Linked DNA regions of Homo sapiens: region 1 is linked to region 2. Evidence: chromatin loops called from intact Hi-C (ENCODE). Cell type or tissue: CD4-positive, alpha-beta T cell. All regions are shown on one strand. Links, peaks and the distances in the headings refer to the core of each region. The heading gives the core; the rest is flanking DNA.

Region 1 (11,677 bases), core at 1,770-9,769, 68 kb before region 2:
TAATATATTTTAACTTGTAAAGATAGGAGAGAGGTCTCAATGTATGATGTTAAATAAAAAATCAGAGTAAAAATTATAATATACACCATGATCTCAAAGATGTAAAATAAATAACCATATACGAAGAGAGCACACATATTCCATGTGTTGTCTCTTCTCATCTTTAAAATGGTAGTAATAATTGTAACTACCTCATAGAGTTAGACTGAGATCATAGAAAGTGCTCAATGAACATTAGCTGCTATATTAGTAGCAGTGGTAGTAATAGATAGTAATAATATCATTAAGGCTTTGCGTCACATGCAGACACTGAGTTCAGGAGTGGGAAACATTCAGAAGGCCTATGAAGGGGGTTAGTGAGACCACATCTCTGGATACTTAAGAGAATATCCAACTATCTTTTCTTGATTAGACATTTACCTTCCTGGAGACAACAATGGCTTGAATAATCCCTTATGATCCGTTTTAAGTGTGTCAAAGAGCTCATTGTGTCTTTTTCTCCCAGATAACATATACAATACATTCCATAACTCAGACTAAGTGTCAGCATCATGGTGTATAGCCATCTATTCTATTGCCTTCTTGTTTTTTCTTTTTTTTTTTTTTTGCTGTTCAATTTTTTATTATAGTGAGATATACGTAGCATGAAATTTAATTTACCATTTACCATGTCACCAATATCAAGTGTACAGTTCAGTGGTATTAAGCACATTCATATTATTGTGCCACCATCACCATTATTCATCTCCAAAACTCTTTTCATCATCTCAAACTGAAACTCCGTATCCATTAAACCATAACTCCCTATTTCCCTCTTCCGCCGAGCCCTTGGCAACCTCCGTTCTACTTTCTGTCTCTATGACTTTGACTACTCTAAGTTCCTCATATGAGTGGAATCATACAGTATTTGTCCTTTCATAGTGGCTTATTTCACTTAGCATAATGTCTTCAAGGTTCATTCATGTTTGTAGCAGAGGTCAGAATTTACTTCCTCTTTAAGGTTGAATAATATTCCACTGTAAGTATGTGGAATACTTTTTACTTATCCTTTCATCCATTGATGGGTGTTTGGGTTGCTTCCACATTTTAACTGTTGTGATTAATAGTGCTATGAACATGGGTGCACAAATATCTCTTCAAGACCTGCTTTCAAACCACTGCCTCATTTTAAAATCAAGGTATACTTAGGAACCCAGAGGAGTCACATAGATTGCTCAGAGGTCTCCGTAAATGAAAACACAAAATGTCAATATTACACTTCTGGAACATGACTTTAGTGTGAGGTACTCCTCGTAAAAAAAATAATAATCCTTGTGAACCACCACACCCGCCCCCCATGAGTGCCTTAGTATAAGAGCAAAAGATTAGAAACCTAACATATTGAAAGAGGATCATTTTGTCAAATCAGACCACAGACATGTGATTTATAAGGTAACATGTCATCATCATCATTTTCCCTATAAATCCTATAAGAGTTTTAAAGTTGCGTTTACACACATTAATTCACAACTACTAGTGAGGCAGGTAGGTAAGGCTGATAATAGTAGCCCCATTTTACAGAAGATACTGAGCCTCAGAGAGTCTAAACCACTAGCTTAAGGACAGGAAGTGACAGGACTGAGCTAAACACCTTGTCCATTACCCTTCCCCATCCCATGCTATTCCTCATGCATGATTTATTCCCCCAAGCCCCATCTTCTTCATTCCAATGCACCCTATATGTGTCAATCAGTGCAAACCTCACCTTGACTATACTATAGTGGACATGTGCCTAAGACTGGCTTCACGCACCGTTTCATCTCATCCCTGGTCCCAAGCACAAAGGACATGGCCCATAGTAGGTTCTCAGTGAATATCTGATAAAGAAAGGCATGCCAATGCTCAGTGCAGATGCTGATGCCTCTAACGAGCTGAGACACACAGAAAAACATTACCACTGTTACAGTACCTTGACAGACTGGGGCTGGTGCTGTCCACTGTCCCAAGTTATCACACCGAACTATATCGGCTCCTCTCAGCATGAAACCTTCAGCACAGCGGAAGCTACAGTTGGTGTCATACTGAAACGCTCTCAAGGATGGAGAGCAATCCATGCTTCCGTGGACAGGACTCTCCAGCGGCTCACACGAAATAGCTAAGTGGAAAAGGTATCTTCTAAAGCCAGGTAATGGAAGGGCCGGGTTCTTCCTCAGAAAAAATTCCTAGATGCTATATCTTTCCTGTCCACATTTTCAGTGTGTTCAGAACCCTAAAACCTCCATTTTCCAAAAGAGAGACTGCCTGGAACACCTTCCCATGCCCCTCTTGGCCTGACTCACTCTCACCTGCCCTTCAGGTCTCAGCTTAGACTTCCCTTTCCTTAGGAAGCCCTCCCTTCCCACCTTAACTAAGGGTAGAAGCCCCTGCAATGTGCTCCCACAGCCTCTGTTCTTGCGCTGTTCATACATGATTGTCATTCTTCCCCATTATACCGTGGTCTCCTCGAAGTTGGGCTCAGTCATTCATAGTTTTATTCTGGAGCTGAGCAGAGTGTTTTGTACATTGAAAGTGCTCATTAAATATTGACATTATCTGTGAAATTGAACCTGAAAAGAGTATATACAGGAAAATGCTGGACTTATAGGGAAAAAAAAAAAAGCTGGACTAGCATAGCTTATTGTTGACACTGTTACCTAGTCCTGTAAAATGATCCTGACCGGGCTTTGTCTCTAGAACACAGGATGTCATCCTAATCAGACTTCAGTTGCCAAGTGAGTGCAGCCAAAGTGAATTCCTGAGCACAATTAAGCCCTGAGTGACCTCAGTTCTGATAAAGATTGGTTTCCTCATGCTCTTCCTTGATAAAGCATTTCATTTCCAGGCTATTTCTGAAACTTTTCAAAGTGTAAAGACTACCTCTTTGCTCTGGGCTTTGACCTCTGGTTTTTACAGACTCAGAGCATTTAAGAACCAAAAATCCGGCTGAGCACAATGGCTCACACCTATAATCCCAGCACTTTGAGAGGCTGATGTGAGTGAATCACTTGAGGTCGGGAGTTTGAGACCAGCCTGGCCAAAGTGGTGAAACCCTAGTCTCTATTAAAAATACAAAAAGTTGCCTGTAATCCTAGCTATTCGGGAGGCTGAGGCAGGAGAATCGTTTGAACCTGGGAGGCAGAGGTTGCAGTGAGCTGAGATCGTGCCACTGCACTTCAGCCTGGGCGACAGAGTGAGACTCTGTCTCAAAACAAACAAACAAACAAACAAACAAACAAACAAACAAAAACACCAAAATCCTCTAGTGTTTCTCTCTTCTCTCTTATGTTTTAGGCAAGAAAAGTGAGGTTCAGAAGTGTTAAGTGACTTCTCTAAAGTCTCATAGCTAGATAGTAGCAGGGTTGGGCTTGTCATCCAGGTCTGGGAATTCACTAATCTATCGTAAATTTCCTATTCTCCCATTACCACTGTCCGCCTTATAAACTGAGGGTGTGAGGCAATTGCAGAGAATTCATTTTGGCGGAATTATGTAATTGCCTGGGATTGCATCACACACTTTTTCGATGCAGTGTTCCTTCCTTTGCTTCTTTGTCAAAGGCTACCCTCAAAGACTACATGGTGAACCACTCTCTTTAGCCACCTTAGCCGCTGCTCCCAACTCCCTCTCAAGTATAGGACATGGTCCTATACCTCGGATATGTCAGTAGAGCAGAAGCTCTATGCTAGGTACTTTATACATGCTATTTAATTGTATACTTTTTATGTACTTAATCCTCACAAGCACCTTGCAATTCTTAGCTCCATTTCACAGATGAGAAAACCATGGTTCCTGGAGGTTGAAGAGCTTGCTCTAGTGCAAGAACTTAGAAGAGATCACCCCGACACTGAGAGCCCTTGGCCTCTCTACCATGCCATGATTCCTTCTTGGACAGAATGGAGGTTGCTAATGAAAAATCCTACCCTCACAGGTTGGCAAGGGTGCAGACCAGTGTCCAGAGTCAATGCAGCGGAGCATGTCCAAGCCCCTCACTCTGTAGCCGGGCTGGCACTCAAATTTACAGCTGGAGCCATAGGCAAAAGCAGTGAGCGGATGAACACAGTCCATGGTTCCTTCACTGGGGGCTTCCAGGTGCTGACACTGCACAGCTGGAGAGAATAACCAAGGATAAAGAGAAAGATACTGAGAAAGGAGAAAAGCCACACAGAGAGCAATGGTGGAACCACCTCTGAAATGCAGGTGGAGCTAGCAAGATGTAAAGGTCAAGAGACCCTAATGATGTTTGTCCAGACTTGGATTACCAGTTCCCAGGGTGATCTGAGTCTGTTAAAAACAAAGATTCCTCCAAGCTGTATTCTTAATGTCCTCTATTCCCTATACTTCTATAAACCTGTCTCAGTAGGTCTTCTAGTGTCCACTTATAGATGTAGAGGCCACCCTTTCTAATCTTATGGGGAAATTATGAATGAGGCCATTCTGAAACTGCCTGCATTTGTGTTTGGGGAAAGAAAGGAATTTTTTTCCTTTCTCATCTCAGATGAACCCAATCTAGCTGAATGGCAGGTAGGAAGAGAATTAAATTTTGGCAATTCAGGCCAGCTTCTCCATAAGCTGGTCAATTTCATCTATGCACTAAGTAAGGACTGGGTGCAATGGACATTATACATCCCAACTACCTGAAACTCACCTTTACACACTGGGGCTGGGGCTGTCCATACCCCCGAGGCTGTGCATTGCACCACTTCCGGTCCAACTAATGCAAATCCCTCTTCACAACTGAAGCTGCAGCTAGACTGATGCTGGAATGCTTTTGCAGAATGAAGGCAGGTCATGTTTCCTCGTTCAGGAATCTTCAGGGGTGGGCACTGGGCAGCTAAAACCAACCACAGAATAATAGTGTGAGTCCTTGGACAAATTTTGTCCATCACCTTGGAAGCCTTCAAATTCTGCAGCAGTCACACCTTCCCAAAGTGGCAGGCAGGTTGATGCACTAGAATGGTTAAATGGTGTTTTCAATAGCTGCTTGGAAAGATCAAACACCCTTGTTTTTCATGTAGAGAAGTTAGGTAAAATTATCAAATTAATAATTCTTAACCCCTAAGTCCTCATCATTGTACTCTGTTTACTTTACAATTAACAAAGGGAAAGAGGGGTCCCTTTGTAATGTTTTTGCCTGCGAATCAACAATTAAACTGACTAAGTCACTCTACCCATAAAAAAATACCATGAAAATTGAAATTAATGTTACTCTGGTTGACAGTTAACAGTGATAACCAGAGTTTTCCATCTAACCTAGATGGTCATTATTTCTCACATTTTTTAATGGAGAAAGCTCATTGTGTCCTCTTCTCCCCCAAAATTCTATGTCAGTGAGGATGAAAAGAATAAGGTCTACATACCTAAACACTGTGGAGGCTTATTTGTCCAGATTCCAGAAGCCAAGCATTCCAGCTTGCTGGGCCCATTTACTTGGTACCCGTCAGTGCAGTGGAAGCTGCACTGCGAGTTAAAAGAGAAGTTTCCCAGAGGGTGGCTGCAGTTCATGAGCACGTGTTGAGGGAGCTCAAGTTCTCCACACTCTCTCACTGCAGGAGACAAAATAGTGATTTTTATTTTCCATGTAGAATTAACAGCAATGTCATGTTTGCTGAAAGCTGTAACTATTTGTGTAACCCTCTTAACTCTAATTTTCTAAACTTTTAACCCAAGCTATCCATCTCTACTTGGTCTCTTTGTATTGGCTGCATCTTGGGAAATAGTCATTCTTTCACAAGTTTTTACTTCAAACAAGTAAAATTAGCCTGAAAGTTCTGTTGGTTTTGCTTCCTTTCCCTTTCCCTTTTCTTTTTTGAAATTTATGAGTCAATGTTTTCTCCCAAGAATAAAATGTTTTTACCTAGAGTGTGTGTCTAGGGACACTGAGTGGAGGAGACAGATGATAGAGGGGGGCTGGTACCATCCTATTCTCACTGGAGAGACTTCAACATGATTTATTTACTTCTTGGCATCATCTCTAGCATAAAACCAAAATAATATCAACAAAAAGGAAGCCTCACCGTATTCACATTCTGGCCCATAGAATCCAGGGTAACAGGAGCAGGTGTAGTTCCCGATGGTCTCGAGGCACTCTCCTTGTTTGCTGCAGGACATGTCCTGGCAGGAGGCTGCATAGATATGGAAAGGTCAGAGTCATGGACATTCACAGATGTGAGGAAAGGCTGAATTCTCGTTTTGACCACAGACTCATCCCCTCTCAGATAGGACTGAGCTAGCCAGACAAGAGGGAAGCACAGTATCTTCTAGAGAGCCAACCTGTCCCTTGTGAAAAGCATTGTAGGGGCCTGCTGGAGTATTGCGTGGCTCCCATTTCATACTGCATTTAGTATTTCCTAAGGAGGGTATTGTTGTGTGTGGACACAGAGGGACAAATGGAGCCAATGACAGATGTGTGGACAGAGAAACCCTATGTGGTACAAAATGGGCTGTGGTTTTCAAACCAAGCATTGTTTTATTATGGAAGCCCAATGTCACGTATTACTGCATTGAGGTTAGGCACCAGATGTGGGGCGTGGGGTCACACAGGTGTGATATGAATCCTGGCTCTGCTGCCTACTTGCTATGTGACCTTAGGCAAGTTACTTCTCTGAGCTCAGCTTGCACAGTGTTAGAGCCCAAACCCTTTCACCTTTCATTTGCTTCAAATCTATGTCCAGAATCCTACAGTGGAGAAACAGAGGAGCCAAATGAGATGTTTAAGACGTACTCATGGTAAAGGACAAACAATCTTATGAGGTGATGTTTCATGAGTCTGAATACAGCAGGCGAAGAGAGTACTGACTATGGCTGAACTGCCATGTCCTCTTCACCAAGATAGTGCCACTCAGGTGACAGAATAGAGAAGGGCCATGGTTTCTTTCCTGCAAGAAAGTATTTTAGGGTATATGCACTTGATGAGAATTAGTATTAGAATTGATACTTTCAAAGCACTGAGATGTTTTTATTAATGAGGTCATAGTTGGGGGTAAGTTCTATGGCTGAACTGTTTTCTGGTGGTTACTTCCTCTGTCTTAAGCCCTGTCCACATGCTGGTTCACTTGGAAGTATATTACAAAAGAATATCCATATGTCATATGTGGATATGCTGTGCTACATGATCTCTATGTTTCCTCTCAATTCTGAGATACTAAAATTCTATAAACCATGCAAGGTTCTATAGGAAGAAGTTCCTGTGGCAGCCAGTGAATTTGGTGAAGCTGCACTGAGACACTGGGAAGGGTTCAAATAAAGAGAAGATGTAGGAGGCAATAGCAGCTAAATGGATACAGGTTTGGTCCACATCCTATTCACTTCGCTCCCTGACCTTAACCCCACCAATGTCTTAATACCTTACAGTAGCAACCCCTGCCTGCCCTATGTTCTTGGAGCATACAAATGTTTCCCCAATTATAGCTTCCTTGGGATCTCAGAACTCTAGGGGAAAAAAAGAGACAATGTTCTGTATTCTATCCCATTTCAGGGTTTCCTGAATAGATAGGTTAGCAATTTGTCTATTCCTTTGGATCTCCAGGGAGAAGATGATTTATTCATGATGATTCAATGAATAAATCTTTTTTCGATAGCCTGCTCTGAGGTCTAATAATTCCTGACATGTGGAGAATTATTCCAACAATCAAACTTAATTTCATATTACAGTAAATATATCTATTTCTCATCTCCCATGGATAATTGATGCTTCTCTACATCCTTTACATCTTAGATGGCAAAACGACAATCAATGGTAGTGGCTGCTTAGAGTACTGTGTTGGTGGAGATAAAACCCATCTGTGTTCAGGTAAAGTTGTATTAATTAGTGATGTCTCTACCACTGTTGTGGGTTAGAGGAGTGTCATCATTTATGCCAGTAATTTTTTATCTTTTTTCTATCTTGCAATTTTTTTGGCAAGCTTTATTGAGGAAGACTGTCTTGCAGAAATGGATTTTGAAGGTTGGGTGTGAAGGGGAAGTAGTGGCATATTGAAACAGCTAGTGGCAGTCAAGGTTATCTGATAAGAGATAATTCTAGGGAGGCATAGCCCAGAAAGGGGTAGAGAGCTGACTGGGAGAGCAGTAGGATGAGCTAATATCCTGGTAATGTCCATCCTGATCCATGAATATATGCTCAATTAATCAATTTATTTATATATAAATGCATTATTTATAAAGTAGATCTGATTATATGATAATGCATTCATGGATATGTTTTGCCTCAGCTAGGAGGCTTGGGGAGAAGAGGGACAATGTAGAAGGCTTGCTTTATTCTGTGTATTCTGTTCCATACCTGTACTGTTGAGGGCTTCTGAGGGAGAGGTGTTTAAAATCTAAAGAATTCAGAATATGTATGGCAGATGATTTATCAAAGAAGCTTCAGAGTACTTAGAAACTTCCTGCTCGGGGCAGTCCATACCATCCTTAGGCACAGTGTTCGTGTGCTACAAAGGACAGAACCGGCCCCTCTGGACAGGGAAGCAACATCAGAAAGAAGGAATCAGCTCTGACACTAGGCTCGTGACTAGAGGAAGACCAAGCTTTCAGGAATGTCTGCTTACTCTGGCACTGGTAAAGTTGAGAATTAAAATACACTCGAAGTATTTCACCTTCAATTACTTCTTTCCTTTCCTGCCCACTCCCCACCACTACCCTCCCACCAAAGTTCAATGGATCTAAAGATATGTTGTTGTTGAAGAGAAACTATAAAGCATTTACAATCCTTGGTTATATTCTCAAATTGTCTCATAAAAATGTAGAGCAAAGAATGTGGTAGTTTACATGGCTAAAAAACACCAACTTTGGAATCAACATGAGTGTGAAACTGGCTCCACCATCAACTAGCTTAGAACCCTGGGCAGATTACTTAATAGCTCTGAGCCTTTCCCTCATCAGCAAAGTAAGAGTAATAGAAAAACCTGACTGATGGAGTTGTCATGAGGACTAAATTTGACTAATATTAAATGAGCAAATGACACATGAACTAAATAAACTAATAACACAATGCCTAGAGCATACTGACATTCAGTAGCTATTAGTTACAGCTGTGTCACCTAGGGGCAGGGCTAAATTTCCTTCCAATTTACACTCTCTGTTATACAAGACACAGGGGTGAAAAAAAAGCTCTACACCTAAAATTTGGGAGACTGGTTTCTGGTCCTCACTTTGCTTCTGTCCTGCTCCACGGCCTTGAGAAACTAAAACCTCGTGAGTGTCCTTTTCATCAGTTATAAGATGAGACAGGTGAGCTGGATGATATTAAAATTTCCCTCTAGTTTTAAGCAGCTAGTTTTCTCTAATTCTGATCTTATATTCTTCAAGGTGCTCAATAATACTGATTGACTAACAATTTACCCCTTGATTTCATGTCCTGCCTTTGTATCTTTGTGTTGACTCGGTGGTTATGTTGGCCAACCAGAGAAGGCAGGGTTTTTTTTTTTTAACAGGAAAGTTTCAAAGTAGAGAAGGCCCTACCTGTGTAACACAATGCGTGCTTTTTCTTCAAGCAGTGCTCATCATTCCACTTGCCAGGGGCTGACGGACTCTTGATGTATATCTCCACGCAGTCCTCGTTGTTCCTTTTGTTGTTAGGTTCATTATCAGCCCAGTTCTCAGCCTCGTTGGTGAGAGCCTTTTTGGTTCCCACCCATGTCCATGTCTTATTGTTCTTTCGGATCCCAATCCAGTAGTAGGAGCTGTAGTAGGGTAGGACCTTATTGAGGTAATCAATTTCATTTTTATTCTGGATGGCCACTAAGTCTGTGTAGCGATTCTGGCAGTATTTACGGGAAATATTCCATGAGTATGCTTTTGTGCTGTAATGATAAGTCCATGCTGCCACTTCTTTCTGGTTTGTTAGTTCTAGAGTAAAGGAGAGTGAGTGCCAGGTTAGTACCCCTCACCAAAAAAGAGGCCGTGATCCCAAGTATGCTTCTGCATACTCAGATGAATTTCCGACCAGAACATTAATACACAAAACAACGACTAGTTTATGTCTAATGTAGTTGTTTGAAGGAAAAAGAGTGGTTTCCACCTTTCACTTAAAAGTGTGAATGATGTCAGAATAGGAAAATGTCATCTTCTGAGGATCCTTGATGTTAAAGGTTTGGAATCATAAGATATCAAAGTTAGGAGGGACCCTGGAAGTCATCTAATTTACTCCTGTCCTTTTATAAAAGAAGGAGACATAAGTAATTTGCCCAAGCTCAGATTAAATGACATATAAAATGTCTTAAGGGCAAGCTCTACCTCTTCACATGGAAAATAACATGCTTTATGACCTGGAGCCTACCAGTTGGTCCAGCCTCATTGCCCACTGTATGTACTTTCTCAGCAAAACAGAATTCCTACTTCCTTGAATTTGCACATGCTCTCCCCACAATCCTGGCTGTCCTCTCTTCTTATGTCTGATAAACTTTACTCCACCTATTCTCCATGGCTTTCCCAGGTGGACTCTGTGTTCCTTCCTCCAGGCTCCCACAGCACCTCATCCCTGCCTCCATTGTGCTCATTGCCATGTACGGTAATGTCTGTTTCTATGATACAGTCTACATCTGCCAGGTTGTAAATCTCCGACGGTGTTTTCTTTTTAGCTTTGGATCCTTAGCACTGAGCCTAGAGTTTAGCACTTAATAGGCCTTCAATAAATACTTGTTGAATGAGTGAAACACAGTAGGTTTGTGGCAGAACCCGGGTGGGAAATCAGATATCCTGATCTGCAATCTTATAGTCTTTCCATTCTTCTTGGCTGTTTGTCTTTCATTAACTACTCTACTTCTTCCATGTCTGAATACTCCCTTATTAAGATAGGGCTCAGAACAGCCCTTTTTCACAAGTGTTTTTGATACCAAATGAACTAAAGAATGTGCGTTTCAAAAGTATAAAGGTACTACAGCACTCTTATCATAGTCTGTGGGAGTCCACCCGGGGCAGGAGAGGCCATTTCCCACATGAAGAGGTGTACAAAGCAAGCAATCAGGCCTGGAAATGGGTTTCTTTCCTGTTTATTTAAAGGCTTGTTTCTATCCAACCCTCTCCTCTGCTGCCTGCATGAGGGTTAGTCATGCTTGTACCTCCCTTGCTGACATTTCCAGGGCATTGTTTTGCCTTAAAGACTTCATTCTGATATAGCCAGGGCTGCATTATGACTTTCATAGACTTCAGGCAACTTTGCCTATGTAGGCTTCTTCCTCCATGCTAACATATTAAAAATTCTATTTTGCAACTGCACTGGTACAAAGATGAATATATCACTATATATTAAAACATTTTCTTTGACTTCAAAGAAAATAATTATAAAAGAAATTCAGACGTGTGTGGGTCTTTGAAAATTTTGTGCGTCTGTGTCTACTGTGCCTAATGGATACATTCGTCCTGGATATATCATTTTAAGTTCTTTCCTATGCCCTTTCTACCAATATGATGGCGTTGGGTACATTTGTCTTCCAGCAATCTGGACTTGGACAGTTTTCCCATGCCTCAAACCAACTGGCTACAATCCTTAAATTTCTCACACATAGATCTGGGCTCTACCCTAATTACTTAGGCCTAAGTGAAAAGTTAGCATAAAGTTTACCAGAGATCAGGGCACTGAAGCAAAGGAGTTGGGAAATTCCAAAGACCACTCTCTGGAATCTCTGGTACAAGATGGCTATTTGGCAGTTGGCCTGAAACAAGAAG
Region 2 (11,677 bases), core at 1,830-9,829:
TGGATGTATTTGAGGTCCATAAGAGCAATTTAGGATTAACAGTAGCTGCAGAAACCATCTGCAGTGATATTCTCATTTTAAATCCGCGGGAAAGAAGACAGCTATAAACTTGGGACCTGGGTTTAAGCATTTTAAATGCCAAGTTCACCATTTTCTAAAACACAACAAATACCCAGTGAGAGAGGGAGAAGGGAAGTAAATGCCTCTGAATAAGCAAGTTAATGTCAGTAGTTGTACTGTATGCATATTGATGAACAATAGAGGAACCAATGTCCAATCAGATGAGCAGGATATTTGGCAATAACAAGTTGCCTTTGAGGAAAAATGATTTTCTTGGCAAGTTCTTTATCAGCATTACAAAGCTAAAAGCTACGCTTATCATCACTTATACTAGCATACCCTGTTGTGCAAATGCTGTCTGTGTTTGCATCTGCTATTGTTGATGCCTGGTGCATGAATCAGGACTCCAGCCCACAAGTTTTCCCAGAACTTTCTTATGGCCATCATCTTTAAGTGTCTGGTGAACAGTCATAGTTTGGTACACAAAAGGGTCAACCTGGGGGATGGCTAGGGTTTGACTCAGTCGTTACATTTCAATAGAGCAGGAAGGGGAAATGGTGGCCTGTAACCTCAGGGAATTTTGCCAGTTGGTCCACCCCACTCTCTCTCTCCTGCTCTGAGGAAGTGGCACAGCCTAGAACAGCACCACAGGTGAGAGAAATGCAAACCCTAACCAGAGAAGCAGACTCTTTGCCAGTAGTAATAGTTCAGGACCACCACCAGCTTTTATTAAAATTTTTAATAACACTCAAGTATTGGCAGAAAGAAATAATCTTGGGTTAACTATAACTAGAATATTGACTCTTCCTCTGTGGAAGAATCAGCCAATCACATTTGTTTACATCAGTTCCCCTGAAGAAGAAAAATACACTGATGTTGCAGCAAGACAAATTTAAGCTAGATGTAAATAACTTCCTTTAGCCTGTAATGCTAGGCTAATTACATATTGGAACTATTTTTTCAGGGAAGAATTGTGTAGGGTTTCAGGGAAGAATTCTGAAGAAAATATAGAGCTGAAATGATCTTGCAGCTCACTGAAACTGCAGGGTTTAGATCCACACTGATACTCGTTCTATTATCACTGTAATGAAGGCTGATGGAATAAGTAAAAATGTTTTGTATTAGTATGTTTTTACACTTATTTGCAAGGCATAAATAGGTTAGGTTTTGATCTTAATTTAATTCTAACATGTATTGTGCACAAGCTGTGAGCAGTTTTCAGGAGTTAGGTATCTGGCCATGACTGATTTTTCAGGAGTTAATCATCTGGTAGAAGGGTCATACACAATAGGAAGATGTGTGTGACAGGTTGTGATCATTACTATAATCACACAGAGAGCTGTAGAATTTTAGGCTGGCAGGGTGGCTCACGCCTGTAATCCCAGCACTTTGGGAGGCCAAGGCAGGCGGATCAAGAGGTCAGGAGATGGAGACCATCCTGGCTAACACGGTGAAACCCCGTCTGTACTAAAAATACAAAAAAAAAAAAAAGCCAGGCGTGGTGGTGGGCGCCTGTAGTCCCAGCTACTTGGGAGGCTGAGGCAGGAGAATGGCGTGAACCCGGGAGGTGGAGCTTGCAGTGAGCCGAGATCGCATCACTGCAATCCAACCTGGGCGACAGAGGGAGACTCAGTCTCAAAAAAAAAAAAAAAAAAAAGTCATGTTAGATCCAGAGGGGTAGCAACTGGGGCTGGGCTGTCAGTCAACTCAGTCAACTCAGTCAACTCTGCTCCCCCACAGGAGATGCCAGTGATGCATTTTCATGGCCAACATTGTCAGTCAGCATCATTGAATTACTCCTGATTATAGAGACACAGCTGCAAACGATTCCCCATTAAATATGATGTTTCTTGCAATGTTTGGAAGGTACTCCTTTTTAGTAAGGGAAATCCCCTCTTCTGGCTTGCTGAAAGTTTTTTCTTTCCATTTTAAAAATCGTGAATTCCTTTTTGCAATATTGAGGTGGTTATATGGTTTCTCTTCTCTAATCTGTTAATATGGTGATTTAATGGTTAGAAATTTTCTAATGTAAATTCCACTCATATTGCAGAAATAAACCTAAACTGAGCATGAGGCTATATTTTTTATTTGCTTCTATATTTGGTTGCTATACAGTATTATGTTTAAGATTTGTTCACATATATTTGTGAATGGGATTGGACTATTTTTCCTTCTTGCCGATTTTTATCTGGTTTTTAAATTAAGGATATTTTAGACTTATGAAATATTTGGCAAACAATCCTTGGCAAGTAATTTTTTGGGGAATTTGTTTTGGCTATTTTGAGTATTACCCAATATATTTTAATTAAGTTATTCTTAATGTTTTCTTAATTAAAAAAATTACCTACTCTAGAGATATTCTTTATGTACTCCAGATTTTGTCTATTTATACCACTTTTCTTTTTTCCTCGATGAGTGTCATAGATGTTCATCTATTTTTTTATCTTCTTTGATCTTCTCTTATTCCTTGTTTCTATTAACTTCTGAAGTTTATTATTTTCTTTTTTCCACTTCCTTATGGTTTATTCTTTCAATTTTTCTCTAACTTCTTAAGTTGGGTGTTTAATTTTTAGCTTGCTTTGCTTTTTTAGGATAAGCATTAAAACTACAAATTTTCCTTGTTATTCTTTTGCTGCACCCCAAATTGTTGATATTTCTATTGTCTAATTTCTATTCAATTAGAATACTTTAAAGTTTCTTTTTGGTTTTTAAAAACTAACTTTTTAAATTGACAAATAAAAATTGTGTATATTTATTGTGCACAGCATATGGCTTTGAAATATATGTACATTGTGGAATGGCTAAATTTAGCTTATTAATGTATGCATTATCTCACATACTTATCATTTTTTGTGGTGAGAGCTATGTGACTTTTGAACTTATGAGTTATTTAAATATTTTTAAATTATTAAGCATATTGGGATTTTAAGTAATTTACCTTTTTATTATTAACTTATAACAAGTAGAACAGTTAACCTGTATGATTCTACATCATTGAAATTTATTGACATTTGCTTCATAGTCTATTATATGGTCTACTTTTGTTCATGTTACATCTGTAGTAGAATTGGCTAATAGTTGAGTAAAGTACACATATGTCTATGAAATCAAGTGTAATCCAGAGAAAAAGAGAAATTTACTGAATATATTGTTCTAGGTGCTATTATATGTTGTCATGTTTAATCCTCACCACAATTGTATGAGGCAGCCATAATTAATTCCACTTTACACATGAGGAGCCTGAGGGTTAAAAAAAAAGCTAGCTCTACTATTTGTAAAGAATGAAGCAAAGATACAAATGAAGGCCCACATATCCTATAACTAGATATTTAAGCATTTTAATTCAAGCTTTAAAACTGCTAAATAAAATGTGCTCCAATTTCTATATTGACAGACATACCTTCCTAATGAGCTGGGGTTCGAATTTAGAAATCTTTGATGCTTCAGAGTCCACACTGAAATGTGGAGGCACATAGTGAGTTGGTCCCCAGCCTTCAGTCCACCCACCTTCTCTTTACTAAATCACCTTTCACATACATGTATGAACACCCCAGCCTCCAAGTCCAAACCCTAAACAAAATGGGACACCCTTGTGCATACACAGAGACACAGCCCATCCTCAGGAAAACCTGGAAAAGTCCATACAAGTTCTGGAAGCAAGCTTGGGACGGTTTCAGTAGTGTGGTCTATAAGGGAGGCCTCAGAAGACAGGTTTTCTTAATTCTGTGAACTTCTCCCACAGTAGAAAGGGTGCTGGAGGAGGGTCAGAGTGAGGACTTCTAAAGCATGGGTCCTGAGTAGGGGCCACTCTTGCCCAAGTCTAAGAAGGGTACTAGAATAGCACACTACTACTAGATACTAGAACCCAGATACAAGCACAGGTCTTCTGAAATTAATAATAATAATAACTATTACCATTATTATACCAGTAGCTGTCATTTATTTAGTGCTTATTATTTGCCAGTCACTGTTCTAAATTCTTTACATGTATTATACAACTGCCATATAACTGCCATATGAGGGATGTACCCTCATTGTCACCATTTTACCGATGAGAAAACTGGCATAAAACGTTTAAGTAACTTGTCCAAGTTACAGAGCTTAGTGAAGCCACAATGTTGCTCAATTTGCTCTCAAACTTCAAAGGGATGGGAAGGACACCTAAGTCATAGAGTCTTTAAGAATCAGAGCTAGAAGGAATCTTAGATGTTATCTAGTCAGCCTCCTCCCATTACAGTCCAAGAGAAGATGGCCCTGAGTTACTTGTAGCTATTTTTGCATGTGAATTGCAAGTGAATATACATTCTACTGAAGATAAAAGATATTTAAAGATATCGCTGGATATAGGAACAGTGGTTTTAAATCTCTAGGCTTTAACTTTTCTCAGAACAAGAAATCCTTTTTGGTTTTAATCTATATGCACATCTGTATTTTTCTCAATTATCGGGTAGTAAAATATAACTTTTCTTCTGTAATATTTTTTAACTTTAATGAGTGTTCCTCATAATAGAAAAGTTTGGAAACCATTGCTATGGGTATATACTTTCTAAAGGGATAGTAATTTCTCTAGAATATTCATTTAATGCTCCAGAAGTAATTAGCACAATTGTGCAAGTCTGTGCATCATCAACTATACATTCTGCCTGTTTACTCCAAATCCACATGAAACTGATTATACAGTCAAAGGCGAGCCCAGTGGAGAGGCATTTTTGGAGACTTCCTGGTACATTGAGACAGGGTCGGCCAGTCTGCGTTAGGGTCTTGGTCAAAACTGCATTTCTGAAACTAAACTCAGATTGCTTTCTTTTAAGGGGTCAGAACTGATTCAAATCTACATTTTTAAAAGCCTTAGATGTGGGGCTTTTCCTATTCCCAGTCTCCGCTATTGGTCTTTGTGAATCCACAGGCAATTTGGCCACATCCTTGACTCTCTCTTATATTAAGAATTAAACAGCTAAGTTCATGCAGAGGAAATATAACAAAGGAGGGACTTTCCTACAAGATCTTTGAAAAATGGAACATTTGCATAAGTCATATTTAGCCAGAACTGTTGTTTTATATTTTCCTTTCTGAATACTTTGTTACACCTCCTCCCAGCCAACCCCCCCCCTCCCTGACCCCAACTAGTCAGAGACCAAAGCCTTCACAATGGTTTACACTTGAACCTTCCTGGCCCCACCCTCATCATCACGCCTGAATAATTACATTCACTGACTGGTCTCCCCTGCTTCCGTTTATCTCCACTCCTAAACCCTCTGACACCTTAATCTTCCCAGAATACCATTGTGATCCTGTTCCACTCTTGCTCAAGTTTTCCCAGAAACTAGAGTACAAACTTTATAAGCTTTAGAGTTGAAAGCCACTCTATCTCTTTTTCATCCCCAGGTCTCTGCCAAGGCAGTATAACCTGTCCAACATCTCTAACTTCAATACCTTTGTCTTAGATACTAGACTCTCCTCCTGGTTTCTAATTAAACCTGATCTAGGATCTAATTTTGCCTCTGAATTCTGTTGCCCTTTGCCAAGTGATCTCTTCCTCCTCTGAGCCGCAGCATCTCTGAGCTTGCACACTTAGCATAGCCATAGCACACACAGCCTTAGCTTGCAGTTCAGGGTGTTTACCTTCCCTCCCCTTCCAGATGCTGGATCCCCAGGGATAGGAACTCTGCCCTTATGTGTCCATAGCCCCTGGTAGTATGTCTTGCAGTCGTACATTTTCAGCAAATGTTTAATTGGTTAATTGAAGACAACTGTCCCATGCCTTAAGCCTCTCTTTTTGCTAAACATGCCTGTGTCCTTTGTCATTGAACAACTATTTTGATCTATTTTCTTCCTGACATAGGGGTCAGTTCCGAGGATGCTGAAATCAAGAGACATAGCTTATTCTCTCAAAATTGCTTTCAAGAGTGATTTTGTTGTGAATTGAGAACTGGCTGCCTACTTTTGGACTACCCACTTCAGCAAGAGTGTTTGAAACCAAATCTATTCTAAGTAATTTTTTATTCCCTTTTCTCTATGGCATTAGACACACAGCTCTTTTAAACTACCTTTCGTTATCTATTAAACAGACATTCAGTAACTCTATAGACACTGTCTAGCTATATGAACTTAGACAAACTAATATCTCTGAGCTTCAGTTTCTTAAAATTTAAAATGAGGACAATACCATCTATGGCCGGGGATTAAATGCTATGAGGAATGTAAACCAGATGTCAGGTACCATCTCTCTAAAATCCAGATAAAATGAATTAAAAATACTGGCCGCAAACCCTCTCTAAGAGTTCTCAAAATTCTCAGAGAGCTTAATTTTCATGCTCACCATAGCACCGATTTTCTTCTAAATATTTTGTTTCTACCAAAATATTTTGTCCCAATTTTGCCTTTTATGGCTATTTCTTCATATCCACTTTCCCAAACTAAAGAAGCAGCCCCTTCACCTTAAACTCCTCCTTCAAAGCAACCTAAATACAGGTCTGGGTTTGTATTCCTAGTGGGATGTTACAGAGGTTAGTGTGATGCAGAGGAGGAGTCATGCTGTTTAAATCCATACTAGTCCCCAGAGGCCAGGCTGCTTCTGCCACCCCTACCCCTCCCGCCACAGAGCTCTTCAGCTTCTCACATTTCTAGTTCTTCTCTCTCTACTTTCATTACCTTCTCTCTTTTTTTTTTTCTTCTCATGTGCTCACGGGAGCAGAGAAAATTAACTCCTCTAAGTTTTCTTAACACAGAGTGCCTTAATTACATATTACTATTGTTTGAGTTCCTGCCAACACTACGTCTGTAGGGTCACACCTGCTATATTAGAGGCTTATCAAAAAAAGATAGCTTTCTCCTAAAAAGGGATTTGGATGCCTACTAAGATAACTGGATGCCAAGATAAGTTTAACCTAACAAACTTTATTATTATTATTATTATTATTATTAGAGATAGGTACTTATTCTGTCACCCAGACTGCAGTGCAGGGATGCAATAATAGCTCACTGCAGCCTCAAAGTCCTGAGTTCATGCAATCCTTCTGCTTCAGCTCCCTGAGTAGCTAGGACTACAGGCATATGCTACTCTGCCCAGCTACTTTTAAAAAAATAATTAGGGATGGGGTCTTGTTGTATTGCCCAGGCTCGTCTCAAACTTCTGGTTTCAAGCAATCCTCCTGCCTTTTACCTCCCTAATTGTTGGAGTTACAGGCATGAGCCACAGCACTCAACCAAGATTTAAAAACTTTTAAAAGAAATCACATTACTTACTGTTATCATCATTATGGTTACTACCAGTGTTAAAACAATTGGTATTGAAAACACCACTACCAGATCAAGCTTCAAACCAAGATGTCAAGTAAATATTATTGTCAGACCTCTGAGCCCAAGCCTGCAGGTATACACCCAGATGGCCTGAAGCAAGTGAAGAATCACAAAAGAACTGAAAATGGCCGGTTCCTGCCTTAACTGATGACATTCCACCATTGTGATTTGTTCCTGCCCCACCTTGACTGAGGGATTAACCTTGTGAAATTCCTTCCCCTGGCTCAGAAGCTCCCCGACTGAGTACCTTGTGACCCCCACCCCTGCCCACAAGTGAAAAACCCCCTTTGACTGTAATTTTCCACTACCCACCCAAATCCTATAAAACAGCCTCACCCCTATCTCCCTTCGCTGACTCTCTTTTCAGACTCAACCTGCCTGCACCTAGGTGATTCAAAAGCTTTATTGCTCACACAAAGCCTGTTTGGTGGTCTCTTCACACAGACCATGTGACATTTGGTGCCGTAACTCAGATCGGGGAACCTCCCTTGGGAGATCAGTCCCCTGTCATCCTGCTCTTTGCTCCATGAGAAAGATCCACCTATGACCTCTGGTCCTCAGACCAACCAGCCCAAGGAACATCTCACCAATTTTAAATTGGGTAAGTGGCCTCTTTTTACTCTCTTCTCCAGCCTCTCTCACTATCCCTCAACATCTTTCTCCTTTCAATCTTGGCACCACGCTTCAATCTCTCCCTTCCCTTAATTTCAGTTCCTTTCTTTTTCTGGTAGAGACAGAGGAAACGTGTTCTATCTGTGAACCCAAAACTCCAGCACTGGTCATGGACTTGGAAAGACAGTCTTCCCTTGATGTTTAATCACTGCAGGGATGCCTGCCTGATTATTCACCCACATTTCAGAGCTGTCTGATCACTGCAGGGACGCCTGCCTGGATCCTTCACCTTAGTGGCAAGTACCACTTTGCCTGGGTGGCAAGCACCACCTCTCCTGGGGGGCAAGCACCACCTCTCCTGGGGGGCAAGTACCCCCCAACCCCTTCTCTCCATGTCTCCACCCTCTCTTCTCTGGGCTTGCCTCCTTCACTATGGGCCACCTTCCACCCTCCATTCCTCCCTTTTCTCCCTTAGCCTGTGTTCTCAAGAACTTAAAACCTCTTCAACTCACGTCTGACCTAAAACCTAAATGCCTTACTTTCTTCTGCAATACCGCTTGACCCCAATACAAACTCAACAATGGTTCCAAATAGCCTGAAAACGGCACTTTCAATTTCTCCATCCCACAAGATCTAAATAATTCTTGTCGTAAAATGGACAAATGGTCTGAGGTGCCTGACATCTGGGCATTCTTTTACACGTCGGTCCCTCCCTAGTCTCTGTTCCCAATGCAACTCATCCCAAATCCTCCTTCTTTCCCTCCTGCCTGTCCCCTCAGTCCCAACCCCAAGTGTCGCTGAGTCTTTCCAATCTTCCTTTTCTACTGACCCATCTGACCTCTCCCCTCTTCCCCAGACTGCTCCTCCTCAGGTCGCTCCCCGCCAGGCTGAATCAGGCTCCAATTCTTCCTCAGCGTCCGCTCCTCCACCCTATAATCCTTCTATCACCTCCCCTCCTCACACCTGGTCCAGCTTACAGTTTCATTCTGTGACTAGCCCTCCCCCACCTGCCCAACAATTTCCTCTTAAAGAGGTGGCTGGAGCTAAAGGCATAGTCAAGGTTAATGCTCCTTTTTCTTTATCCAACCTCTCCCATCTCAGTTAGTATTTAGGCTTTTTTTCATCAAATATGAATACCTAGCCCACTCCATGGCTCATTTGGCAGCAACTCCTAGACATTTTACAGCCTTGGACCCAGAGGGGCCAGAAGGTCATCTTATTCTCAATATGCATTTTATTACCCAATCCACTCCCAACATTAGAAAAAGCTCCAAAAGTTAGACTCCGGCCCTCAAACCCCACAACAGGACTTAATTAACCTTGCCTTCAAAGCGTACAATAATAGAGTAGAGGCAGCCAAGTAGCAACATATTTCTGAGTTGCAATTCCTTGCCTCCACTGTGAGAGAAACCCCAGCCACATCTCCAGTACACAAGAACTTCAAAATGCCTAAGCCACAGTGGTCAAGCATTCCTACAGGACCTCCTCCATCAGGATCTTGCTTCAAGTGCCAGAAATCTGGCCACTGGGCCAAGGAATGCCCTCAGCCTGGGATTCCTCCTAAGCCATGTTCCATCTGTGTGGGACCCCACTGGAAATCGGACTGTCCAACTTGCCCAGCACCCACTCCCAGAGCCCCTGGAACTCTGGCCCAAGGCTCTCTGACTGACTCCTTCCCAGATCTTCTTGGCTTAGTGGCTGAAGACTGATGCTGCCTGATCGCCTCAGAAGCCTCCTGGACCATCACAGATGCTTTTGGTAACTCTTACAGTGGAGGGTAAGTCCGTCCCCTTCTTAATCAATGCAGAGGCTACCCACTCCACATTACCTTCTCTTCAAGGTCCTGTTTCCCTTGTCTTCATAAATGTTGTGGGTATTGATGGCCAGGCTTCTAAACCCCTTAAAACTCCCCAACTCTGGTGCCGATTTAAACAACATTCTTTTATACACTTCTTTTTAGTTATCCCCACCTGCCCAGTTCCCTTATTAGGCTGAGACATTTTAACCAAATTATTTGCTTCCCTGACTATTCCTGGACTACAGCCACATCTCATTGCTGCCCTTCTTCCCAACCCAAAAGTGGCAACTCCTTTGCCACTTCCTCTCATATCCCCCTACCTTAACCCACAGGTATGGGACACCTCTACTCCCTCCCTGGCAACAAATCACACCCTCATTACTATCCCATTAAAACCTAATCACCCTTACCTGGGTCAACGCCAGTATCCCATCCCACAACAGGCTTTAAAGGGATTAAAGCCTGTTATCACTTGCCTGTTACAACATGTCCTTTTAAAGCCTGTAAACTCTCCTTACAATTCCCCCATTTTACCTGTCCAAAAACTGGACATGCCTTACAGGTTAGTTCAGGATCTGTGCCTTATCAACCAAATTGTCTTGCCTATCCACGCCATGGTGCCAAACCCATATACTCTCCTATCCTCAATACCTCCCTCCAAAACCCCTCCATAACCCTTATTCTGTTCTGGATCTCAAAACATGCTTTCTTTACTATTCATTTGCACCCTTCATCCCAGCCTCTCTTCACTTTCACTTGGACTGACCCTGACACCCATCAGCCTCAGCAACTTACCTGGGCTGTACTGCCGCAAGGCTTCATGGACAGCCCCCATTACCTCAGTCAACCCAAATTTCTTCTTCATCCATTACCTATCCAGGCATAGTTCTTCATGAAAACACACGTGCTCTCCCTGCTGATCATGTCCAGCTAATCTCCCCAACCCCAGGACTGGCAAATTGACTTTACTCACATGCCCCAAATCAGGACACTAAAGTACCTCTTGGTCTGGGTAGACACTTTCACTGGATAGGTAGATGCCTTTCCCACAGGGCCTAAGAAGGCCACCGTGGTCATTTCTTCCCTTCTGTCAGACATAATTCCTTGGTTTGGCCTTCCCACCTCTATACAGTCTGATAATGGACAAGCCTTTACTAGTCAAAGCACGCAAGCAGTTTCTCAGGCTCTTGGTATTCAGTGAAACCTTCATACCCCTTACCGTCCTCAATCCTTAGGAAAGGTAGAACTGATTAATGGTCTTTTAAAAACACACCTCACCAAGCTCAGCCTCCAACTTAAAAAGGACTGGACAGTACTTTTACCACTTGCCATTCTCAGAATTCGGGCCTGTCCTCGAAATGCTACAAGGTACAGCCCATTTAAGATTCTGTATGGACGCTCCTTTTTATTAGGCCCCAGTCTCATTCCAGACACCAGCCCAACTTGAACTGTGCCCCAAAAACTTGTCATCCCTACAATCTTCTGTCTAGTCATACTCCTATTCACCATTCTCAACTACTTGTAAATGCCCTGCCCTTTTTTACAGTGCTGATTTATACTTTTCCTCCAAACCATCATAACTGATATCTCCTGGTTTTACCTCAAACCGCCACCCTTAAGTCTCTCTTAAAGTGGATAGAAGATCTTCAGTGACAAGGTACACTCCAATACTTTCACCCTAATAAAGCCCTATTCTTTACTTTTATATTCACTCTTATTCTTGTTCCCATTCTTATGCCACTCTCTACCTCTCCCCAGCTATCTCCACCACACTATCAATCTCACTCACTCTCTCCTAGCCATTTCTAATCCTTCTTTAACAAACAATTGCTGGCTTTACAATTTCTCTTTCCTCCAAAATCACCGAGTCCTCAATTTACTCACTGCTAAAAAAGGGGACTCTGCATA

Evidence for each region. A loop is a pair of places that touch in the nucleus more often than their neighbours do. Peaks named below come from ENCODE experiments on the same cell type or tissue, not always from the same donor. Only the 100,000 strongest peaks of a DNase experiment are listed, where the experiment ranks them.
Region 1: a loop joins it to region 2, with 1.9 times the contacts of the local background. A loop is called at or near these places in 20 of 110 quality-filtered maps.

The regions. Positions count from the first base shown.
Region 1 is chr1:169,607,556-169,619,232 of GRCh38, forward strand. It overlaps SELP (selectin P), which reads right to left. Exons shown (of 17, transcript NM_003005.4): 2 at 11,574-11,664; 3 at 9,473-9,859; 4 at 6,031-6,138; 5 at 5,374-5,559; 6 at 4,662-4,847; 7 at 3,937-4,122; 8 at 1,949-2,134. Among named protein-coding and RNA genes, the nearest start is that of SELP, 17 kb to the right of the region's middle. In CD4-positive, alpha-beta T cell, for the core only: no CTCF peak of the experiment used is centred there; no DNase peak of the experiment used is centred there.
Region 2 is chr1:169,675,666-169,687,342 of GRCh38, forward strand. It overlaps LOC107985745 (a long non-coding RNA gene), which reads left to right. Exons shown (of 3, transcript XR_007066727.1): 2 at 7,804-7,960; 3 at 8,091-8,267. Among named protein-coding and RNA genes, the nearest start is that of SELL, 30 kb to the right of the region's middle. RefSeq lists an enhancer at 4,820-5,069. In CD4-positive, alpha-beta T cell, for the core only: no CTCF peak of the experiment used is centred there; a DNase peak (open chromatin) is centred at 5,146; H3K4me3 peaks cover 509 bases.